2 separate regions of the Mus musculus genome follow, and region 2 is linked to region 1. Evidence: chromatin loops called from intact Hi-C (ENCODE). Cell type or tissue: left cerebral cortex. All regions are shown on one strand.

Region 1 (5,000 bases):
GGATGATGGTGTAAAGAGAGTAGAAAGGGTACCAAGGGCTGTAGTAAAGGCATGGTGGGCCCCGGAGGAGAGGCTCAGCAAAGGGCTTAGACAGTGTGGTCAGTCAGCAAGACAGCAACCACTGATCAGGGTCCCAGTCAGGAGGAGACCTCACACGACTAGTAGTTATCTATTCTCGACAGCTTACTCTTCCCATTTTATGCCTGCATCTGTTCTTGAACAGTCTGAGGCTATGAACTGGGAAGAATGTCAACACATTTATGAGAACGTCTTCTGAAAAGCCTCAGATCCAGGCACGGGGAGGTGGTTCAGAGGGCAAAGTACTTGCAGTGAAAGCCTGGTGACAGGAGCTCAGGTTCCCAAGCCAGTAAGTGCTCAGAACAAGGTGGCGTGCCGATACAAGAGGGACTCAGATACAACCTGACCAATCAGTCTCTCTCAACTACTAAGCTCTGGATTCAACGGAGGGTACCTCGATGAATACAGTAGGAAGGGACTGAGGAAGACAACTGACTCACCGTTGGGCCTCCACCTGCATGCGCACACTACATACAGGTGAGAAACAAAACAAAACTTAGACCTATGTTTCAACTGAGGGAGATGACTTAGCAAGTCTGTAATTAGTAGTTCAGTAATTCAGAGTTAATGTTTATATAAAACAAAACAAAGTATCTCCTTCAGGAGAAAACTGTGAAATTACGGAAAGGAAACCTGAGGTGGGTGGCCCTGTTTGACCTTTGCTCTACCTTTCCTACCTTCCAAAAGATTAAAGGTCAGTTGTATGGGATGTAGACACGTCTTCCTCCACTTCTGGCTAAAGCCTGGCGTCCTTCCTTCTGTAAAATCATAGAGAAGCTTTCTGAATCTTCCCAACGGGTGCCTGTTTATACGCAGGCCCACGGGAGAGTGCTACAGGGAAGGCAGGGTCCCGGCCGTTCACCTCTGGATCATCTTTACATGAGTTTCTTTTGTATTTTGCTTAGAAGTTTTACCAATGTGTGCAGTGATTTCTAACTCTGCCTGTAGTCATTTATCCTATCCTATCCACTCAAATTAGAACCTAGATTAAGTCTTGAACCTAGGCTACATCAAGGAATTAACTTCCTATACAGGTTTACTCAGACCCCTCTTGAACTCTAGATGTGAAGAAATATAATGATAGATGGTTGGTATTTAAGCAGCAGAGTGACCTACATGACACACAGAAAAGAGACTCACCCATAAGGGGATTTGGAGGGGAAACTAGGAATGTGAAACAGTAAACAGTATATTAGGAAATAGCACTTGTACCCACAATTTGTAACCATGTGTCTGCGTTAATTCTTGAAGCAATAAAATTATTTTATTATTATAAAATTATATTGAATATGCAGTAAGCTGGTTTTTTGGGGGGCCTTCTAAGGTCAAAATAACACAAAGTGTTGCTTAACCCAGGGCAGATGTCCCAAACTCAAATATGTTCAGAGAAATTCAACAGATCCATACTGGATCTAATTTATTTTATAAAGCAAGGTCTCTGAGTTCTATCAGAAATAGTTTCTTACCTTGATCAACTTCCTTCATGGGGAATTACATTGAAGACTCTTAACAAAAACTATTCAAAGAAACTTAGGGGCTCAAATGGCTTCAAAACCCCTACAATCACAAATACTCACCCAAACACCCAGCACTGTGTCCCTACACGCTTGCACTGTGTGTCCGTGAGGTAGGCATAGTACTGTCTGAAAAAACAGAATTAGAATCCATGAGATTTCTACACAATGGCACCACAGAGGAACATAAAACCTGCTCTGCCTTGCTTGCCATACTCCAGCAGCCTGGTCTAATTTGATGCAAGGGAACAGACAGCCAGGGCTATTGAAACATTGCTCTAAGAGATTCTGAATTTGGGTCAGATGGGGGTGAAGGAAGCTCAGCTTACAGGATCACACTGTTGGCAAAGGCAGCTTTGGTCTAGTAACACTGCCACAGTCCTGAGCAGCCTGAGCCTGACATAGCTTCTCTGTGGAGTGGAGACCATTCCAGAGGGTTAACTACAGGCTTCTTCAACTGTCTCTTATGGCATCCTCAGGTTTATGGGTGTTTACTGTAACCAGGTAAAAATGTAGACATCTTTGTCTTGCAGAAACTAGAGGGGCCCCAGCTGCACTTCACTATAGTTACTGAGTGTTGGTGACAAGTTTAGCAAAGGGTGTTCAAGTGCTCTGAGCAGCACCCACAACTATATATGCTGTTCAAATATTTCCAGCTGTCAAATGAAGATAAAGAAGACATATGCAAGTCACTTTAATAAAGCGACCAATACATAAGTTATATCAAAATACTAGAATAATATTTTGTATTGCCTTTGAAGTAACACTTGGAAATCTGGTGTGTTTGTTTACATGTGACTGGAGTGGTGTCAATAGCAGTGTGGCTTGTAGTCTCCCAAACACTCCTAAGGTCTGTCCAAGCCTACAGAAGTCAAGTGAACCAGAATTTTGGGAGAATTACAGGTTCCCTTGAGGATTTGAGAGATTCTATGGCAAAGAAATATAATATATGCACAAAAGACTTTACATTAAACTCTGTGGGACTAAGATACTATACAACACTCATGCATGAACTATGACCTCATTACTTCAAAGACCCCAATCAAAACATCTGAAAACAGGTTTTCTCTCATTTACCCATATTTTTATTACCTTATTTGTCTTTACTAGATCAATATTAATTTTCCTAATTTTGTTTGCTGATGTTTGATTATTGTAATAATGAATGATGATTAGAAGAAATGGCTGAGATAGTCTCTTTGAGCAAGGTAGTCCCTCCACTTGTGTAGTTAAAATGGATATTTAAAATGATGATGTGGCTAGTAAGACGGCTCAGTAGGTAAAGACACTTTCTGCCAAAGCTAACAATCTAGAGTTTGATTCCCAAGATCTATATGGTGAGAGGAAAGAACAGACTCCTGCAACTTGTCCTCTGATCATCCACAAGAGTACTGTGGCACGCATGTGCATGAGTGCAACACAAAAGCATTTAAAATGGAAAAAAGGTGGGGAAGGCAAGCTAAACAATCCTATGTTTTTTTTAAAAGGTAGCAACTCCTCTAACTGCTTAGTTCCTACCTGTTTCTTCAGCAGATCTCAGATGTGGCTACTGTACTCTTTATGAGCTATACAGTGTAAATGCCACTTTAAAATAGGAAACTAACACAAGAAAAAAAGTTCTGCTTTAAGCTGCCCCTCATGGGTGTTCCTGAAGAGCAGTGAATGATGCCATTCCTCCAGCTCTACATGAATACAGCAAAGTATTCACAAGGACAGCGAAGCTCATCATGGCTGTCCTGAAGGACTACAGGAACTTAAAAAGGAATCAGCTTGATTGAGTCTCAATGAAGTTCCGTTCTAAAACTAAAGTCTGTCGCTCATGACTTCAACTCTATACAAACTTTTCTACTTACCAATCATTTTAGGAAACCTTAGTGTCACCTTTACTACTTTTTAACAGTTTTTGTTAGCTTTGGCAGAAAGTGTCTTTACCTGCTGAGCCGTCTTACTAGCCACATCATCATTTTAAATATCCATTTTAACTACACACGTGGAGGGACTGACTACCTTGCTCAAAGAGACTATCTCAGCCATTTCTTCTAATCATCATTCATCATTACTTAGCAGGGACCGACTACACGGGCTGAAAACAAGGGCATTTGTATGGCCATACCACTACATAGTCTCTTTCTCTTACAAGCTCACACTGTTGTACTGAGGTCTCAAATAAAAATGTTTTCTTTATATTTTGGATGAACACTTGTTTAGAATGGCATTTTCACAGAAAAATTTCTAGCTGATGTGATAGACTTTATGCTAAGAAAGAAAACATAAGCATATGTCTTCAACAAATGGCAGTGCAACTGGACAGAATTACCTCACTGTGGGAGCCGTAATGCAGCCGATGAAGAGGATTCTACCCCAGCTTAAGGGATGGCTGGCTTGGAACACAAAGATGTGCTTCAAGAAGAAGGTATTCAACTCAGTCAACTGAAGAGAAGAGAGGTCAGTCATTGTGGTAGGCAAGTCGACGTCTGAGCATGCCAATCCTCAAACAGGCATTCTAGAGCTAAAAATAACCAGCCTATCTGAAGTGGTTTCGGAAAATATATGAGCTTTCCCAAGAATTGATACTTTAAGTAGTAACAGCCATTACTAAGCACTGGCCAACTGGGAGGAGGCCAGGGCATGTGTATGCACGTGTGTGCATGTGCACGTACATGTATATGTATGACTGCAGTGGTGGGAAGGGAGGGTATGACCTCTGGTCATCAAGGAACTGAAATGCTTTCTATTTTGCATGTCACTTGGCTTCTCTGTGTGATCTGCTAGGACAGGCTCATATTTTAAAATGTCTCCACAATGAAGGAACTCCTTGGGCAGAGTAAGCTAGCTTCTGTAAGTAGCCTTGAAAATCAGGCCAGGTTTAACGAAAGTCCAACTCTAAATAAATCACCACTGACCTATGAAGCTTGAAGTCCATCTGAGAGATGACAGAGGCATATAGTGTGTGTGTGTTAAGGGCAGATTCAATTTTTGTTGGCAGTGTTCCAGGATAGGGTCTTGCTATGCAGGCTGGTTGACCTGGTATCATGTAGCCAAGGTTGGTATTGAACTTGCATTAATCATCTTGTCTCATTCTTCCAAGGTCTGGGATGGTCAAATGTGCAGCACCACTCCCAGTTTGCAAGCATTTTTGGAAAATATTTTTATTTACAGTTGGCTGAATCTTCAGACCAATCTTATAGATATAGAGAGATAGTGACATCACTAAACCATAGTAATGATTTATTTTCTTACTCTTCTCCATCTATCAAGAAAGGATTTGCTTTCCATGTGTGAACAAAATATTTTCTTCTTAAAAGTAATATCTTCTGATCTTTTCCTTTGTATTTTAATTTTCAAAATTCCCATTTAATTACAAATTATGAGTAGTGTATGAATATATGCAACCCAGCGCATGTGTGA
Region 2 (5,000 bases), 48 kb after region 1:
TTAACAGTTGATTTGGTTGCATTGTAATTTGAGCATTTACAAAAAATTTTGCTTTAACGTCATTCTTTGTTTTTAAATTGTAAGGCATATCTTTATCTTTCCAGTTCAGAAATTCCTGTTTTGGTTGGTAACTGAGACTGCCTGTATTTTTGGCTTTTGATGTATTAGAAATTTTTGACTACCCCAGACATATTTATTTAAATCCTTTGTTTTTGAAAGTAATTTATTATCTATTTTTGTTTTTGCTGTTTGAATACTGTTTTAAATATGTGAGTAAATTAATCTTTCTTCTTTTGATGGGTGTGTTTTTCCTTTGTAGACTAAAATGTCAAAAAGAAAATGGCTCTGTTAGCCCAACAGTTACCCAGACGGTTCAACTCAGTTAAGTTGACTAGCTTCATTAAAGCCAAACAAGTCACCAAACGCTCTGCAAGAGCAGGAAAAGCCGTGTTGCCCGGCTTCTCAGCTCAGCCTCTGCTCTCCTCTGACACGAGCTTTCTCCGGCGGGGAATTAAGACTTACAGGACTTTGTTCTGGAATCGTTTCCATTCTGCCAGCACAAATAGGACAAAGAGTTCTGCCGAAAGCACTCTGCTTCCTTCAGTGGCTGAACAGCAGGAGAGGATACTTAGTCTTGAATCAGAGCTGCCTCTTGAAGGTAATTCCGGACATTGAGAAAAGCCCCCTTTTCACAGATAGTTTTGATCATACTACATAGTTAGACAGTACTCGTCCATTTCACATCCTGTTTTATACCAGGAAAAAAAAAAGGAACAATGTTGGTTCTATTCTTTTAGTTCTATTAAACTTTTTTAATAAGCTCCTAGGTTAATTGGTTTGTGTCAGATTTTTTTATAGCTAAGTGTGTAAGATGTTTGCTTTCTAAATATTCTGTTTTATAGCTTCTCTTGAAAAGTGTCCTTTTGGCATTAACTAGAGTTACTAGGGTTTAATTGTTATATGTATCTTTGGAATATACAGTTTCGACATAGTGACTTAACTGTGTAATAATGATTAAGTGGGAACAGTTATGTTACACCTCAGATTGCCCTTGAATTGCTTTATAGTCAACCCTCCTCTTTCCATGTCTCCCACTATAGGAATCTGTGGTTAAGCCACAGGTAGAATACTACTCCATTAGTAGGATGTGAAGGGATGCTAAAAGGGGAGGCAGGGAAGAGAAACTGACTGTGAATGAGAAAGGATAATTAACAGAGTAAACAATAAAAGATCCTAGTCTGGGTTCCTTAAAGTGACGATTTCAAATGCCTTCCATACCAAATTACATTAAAACAGCAGCAGAGAACTCCATAGTTGGGCAGACTGGCAAAGGGTTGCAGATGGTAGAAATTCTCTTAAAAGAGTAATCTGGAGATGAGGGCATTGGATCAGAATGAATAAAATCAGAATATCAAAACTTTAGAATGTAGATTCGGAATTTTTTAAAATCATTCTTTCGGCCGAGTTCAGGATCCATGGTAAACCCTGTGTCTCACAATGTGGTTGAAGAGGAGTGGATCTTTAATGTTACCTGTTGATGAAACATGAAGAGAAATAGACAAGGTGATTCAAATTTATAATCCCAGCATTTAGTAGGCGGAGGCAGGAGGATTGCCAGGGTTGTGTTCATTGTCTCAAAAATAGATTGAAATCCTTGAACTTTCCCAACAAGCTTCTTAGAGGGACAGTAGTTGGTCTCTCTGGAACTCTTAGATCTTAGGCCATTTGTGGACCTTTGTGGTGTGGGGTCACCACTATTAGGCCATGCTGGCTCTTGCTGTACTCCTCCTGACTCAGCCTGCACCTTGGGATGCTGGGATTACAGGTGTAGAGCATCATGCTAAGCTTAGACTTCATAAACATCTACTTCTGGAATAATCCCAGTATTTAAGCAATCCTTAAAGTAGGGAAGATGGCATATTTATGGAAATAGATCTTGCATTGTCCCTTTTTCAAGATTTACTTTATTTTTAATTATACATGTGTATATGAGTATGTGCATGTGAATGCAGGTGCCTTTGAAGCCCAGAGGCTGGTATTGGAGGCCCTGGAATTGGAGTTATAGGATTGGAAACTGCCTGTTGTATGTGCTATGATCCAAACTGCAAGAGCAGTACTTGACTGCTGAGTCATTTCTGCAGCCCCTTTATAGAAACAGTTTTCTGCATGTACATGATACTGCTGACTCGGTTCTCTCTTTCTTCATGACTCGCTGCAAAGAAGTGGATGACCTGCCTCCATTGTCTCCGTTACAGTCAGTTTCAGAGGAGGAGGCTATTCAGATTGCTGCGTACTCTCCGCTGCCCATCTCCTCCTTCACACTTGCAGATTACGTAGACCATTCCAAGACTCTGCAGAAGCTAGTGCAGCTTGGTAAGTTTCTAACCTAGCAGTCAGCCCTGTCACGTGATGTGTTAGTCTGTTGACCCATGGTGTACTGTTCTCCGTTTGCCATGTAATATCCCCTGACTTCCTCCTGGAGCCCACTGTCCTCATATGGATTATTCTCTCAGCCTGGACCATAGCTTTCTTAATAGGCTGGCTAGTAGGTTATCCTTGAATCTAGGTAATTGAAGGCAGCCAGAGCCTTTTATTGCACACTTCCATTTGGTCCTGTCTGTAATGTAGCTCTTTGTTGAACCTTTTTCATTTTCTTTTTTTTTTTTTTTTTTTTTTTTGAGTCTGGTTTGGCACTTCTACTTGATTTTCTCAGTAATGATCCTAGGGAGTTGACAGGAATTATATGGGTAAGAGAGTGAAGAATCCAAGAATTCCCATATACAGGCATACATAGTTCCCCATTTTTAACTTGTACCTCAGCTTGGACATGTTAATCTTTAGAGACTCCAATTTCTGAGCCATCCAGGTTATTGTTGTTGTTTAATGGGTTTGAGTATTGTGCTAAGTTAGGGTTACTATTGCTGTGATGAGACATCATGACCATGAAAACTCTTAGAAACAAAAACACTTAGTTAGGGCTGGCTTACATACAATTGGGAGGTTTAGTCCCTGCATGTGGCAGCACGCGGGCAGACGTGGAACTAGAGAGAAGCTCTGAGTTCTACATCTGGAACTGCAGGCAGCAAAGAGAGAGAGGCACAGTAAGCCTGCCTGGTTTGAGCATTTGAAACCTCAGAGCTAACCTCCAGTGACACACCTACCCCAACAAGGCCACACCTCCTAATAGTACCACTTTCTGTGGGTCTATGGGGGCCATTTTCATTCAAACTACCAGAAATATTTTGTACTGAAAATACCTGGCGGTGGAAGTGTTTGAGATTTGACACTTCCTTGTTTTTTTTTTTTTTTTCTTTTTTGTTTTGTTTTGTTTTTTAACTATTTGCTTAGTGCATAGAACTAAAAACTTAAAAAATACCAAATTCTAAAACTTTGAGTTGTTTCACATCCTGGTGTTGTTCATTTGAGTTCTTTTCTGTGGGCCTTTCAGTTTCTTCTTCTCCCTGATAAAACTGTTTATATATTTCTCATTTCCTATATCTTGGACAACTAGTTTTGTTTTGTTTGTTTAATCAGAAAGAGAAAAGAAAACCTGTGACATACCAGAGACCCTCAGAGGTTGTCCTTGCTTTATTGTTTCCTCCAAGTCTCCAAGTTTGCTTTTATCCTCTGTTATCTTTACTTCTCATTTGTTACTGAACAACTGCAGGCAACTCCTACCTTGTTGATTTTGTGTGTGTGTGTGTGTGTGTGTGTGTGTGTGTGTGTGTGTGTGTGTGTGTACTTGTAGAAAGCAAAACATTTTTTCATTTAATTGCTTGCATTTGTTTTGTTTCCGGTCAGGTTCTTTCCTTGTTCTGGACTTGCAGATATGCTAAGCTGATTAGCCAATGAGCCCCAGGGAGTTTTCTGTCTCTACTTCTCTACTGTCTCCATCTGCCTAGTACTGGGATCACTCACCAGGCTTTTTTTTTTTTTTTTAAAATGTGGTTTCTGGGGATTAAACTCAGGCCTTCAGGCTTACAACGCAAGCACTATACATGTATACATACTGAACTATCTCTCCAGCCCCTGACTTGATAACTTACTATTTTTCAGCCATATTGGCCCTGCAAAGTATCTGTAGTGTTAGTGTTCTTTCTGTAATGCAAATTGGCCATACTGGTTAACTGCTTAGTATCTTTAAAGCCTTTGAGTTCTCACTGCTTTCCTGTTCATCTTATCAATCTCCTGCTTTGCCTACTTCACTTCTTTGGTTGACCAACAGGTAGAGAACTTATTTCAAGTTCAATAGCTTCTGCAATGTGTTCTCTGGCCATACCATCTGAGTGACTCTTCTGTGAGTTCCACTCTACTAATGTCAGCATATGGTAATGTTTCACTCCTGTGTGACCTAGTTAGCCAGGTGTTACCCAAATGTGTAAGAAGTGACCCATGTTCCCATGAAACTTCGTGTGAGGCTAGAAGCATGTATTCTCTGCATAGGGAGCCAGAGGTAGGCAGATACCTGTGCAATCAAGGCCAGCCTAGTCTACGTAGTGAGTTCTAGGCTAGTCAGGGTTACAAATACCTATTTGAGAATAACTAGAAAAAGATAGAGATAAGATGAGAAGTCCCCAATGAGATAAAAATAAAGGCTCTTTCACTAACCTAAGCATCCATCACTTAGTGAATAATTAAAGGAAATGCATTACACATACACACAATGAGATACCAGTCAGCAGTAGCAGAGAATGAAATACTGTCATTTCCAACAGGATTTGGAGGACATGCACACAAAGGCATGTTTCATTAGTAAAAGGTGAATAAACCAAGCTCACAAAAACAAAGAATGGTGGTTGGGGTAGGGAAGATGACTATGGGGAGATGTTGGTGGAAGGGTACAAAGTGTCTATTCTTAGTAAGTTCTGGAAATCTATGATCTACTAAGAGTATGTTTTAAATACACACACACATACACATACATGGGGGTGATATGTTAATTAGCTTGGTCTAATTAACAGAAATAGTGCAGCTATATCTAAAACATCTGTTGATCCTCA

Evidence for each region. A loop is a pair of places that touch in the nucleus more often than their neighbours do. Peaks named below come from ENCODE experiments on the same cell type or tissue, not always from the same donor. Only the 100,000 strongest peaks of a DNase experiment are listed, where the experiment ranks them.
Region 2: a loop joins it to region 1, with 2.2 times the contacts of the local background. A loop is called at or near these places in 2 of 42 quality-filtered maps.

What each region holds. Positions count from the first base shown.
Region 1 is chr13:66,973,467-66,978,466 of GRCm38, reverse strand. Ptdss1 (phosphatidylserine synthase 1) reads right to left here. Exons shown (of 13, transcript NM_008959.3): 8 at 3,910-4,022; 9 at 1,656-1,721. Among named protein-coding and RNA genes, the nearest start is that of Mterf3, 43 kb to the right of the region's middle. In left cerebral cortex, no CTCF peak of the experiment used is centred here; a DNase peak (open chromatin) is centred at 1,905.
Region 2 is chr13:66,925,543-66,930,542 of GRCm38, reverse strand. It overlaps Mterf3 (mitochondrial transcription termination factor 3), which reads left to right. Exons shown (of 8, transcript NM_025547.4): 2 at 320-658; 3 at 2,221-2,373. The coding sequence starts at 340. Among named protein-coding and RNA genes, the nearest start is that of Ptdss1, 4.8 kb to the left of the region's middle. In left cerebral cortex, no CTCF peak of the experiment used is centred here; a DNase peak (open chromatin) is centred at 2,176.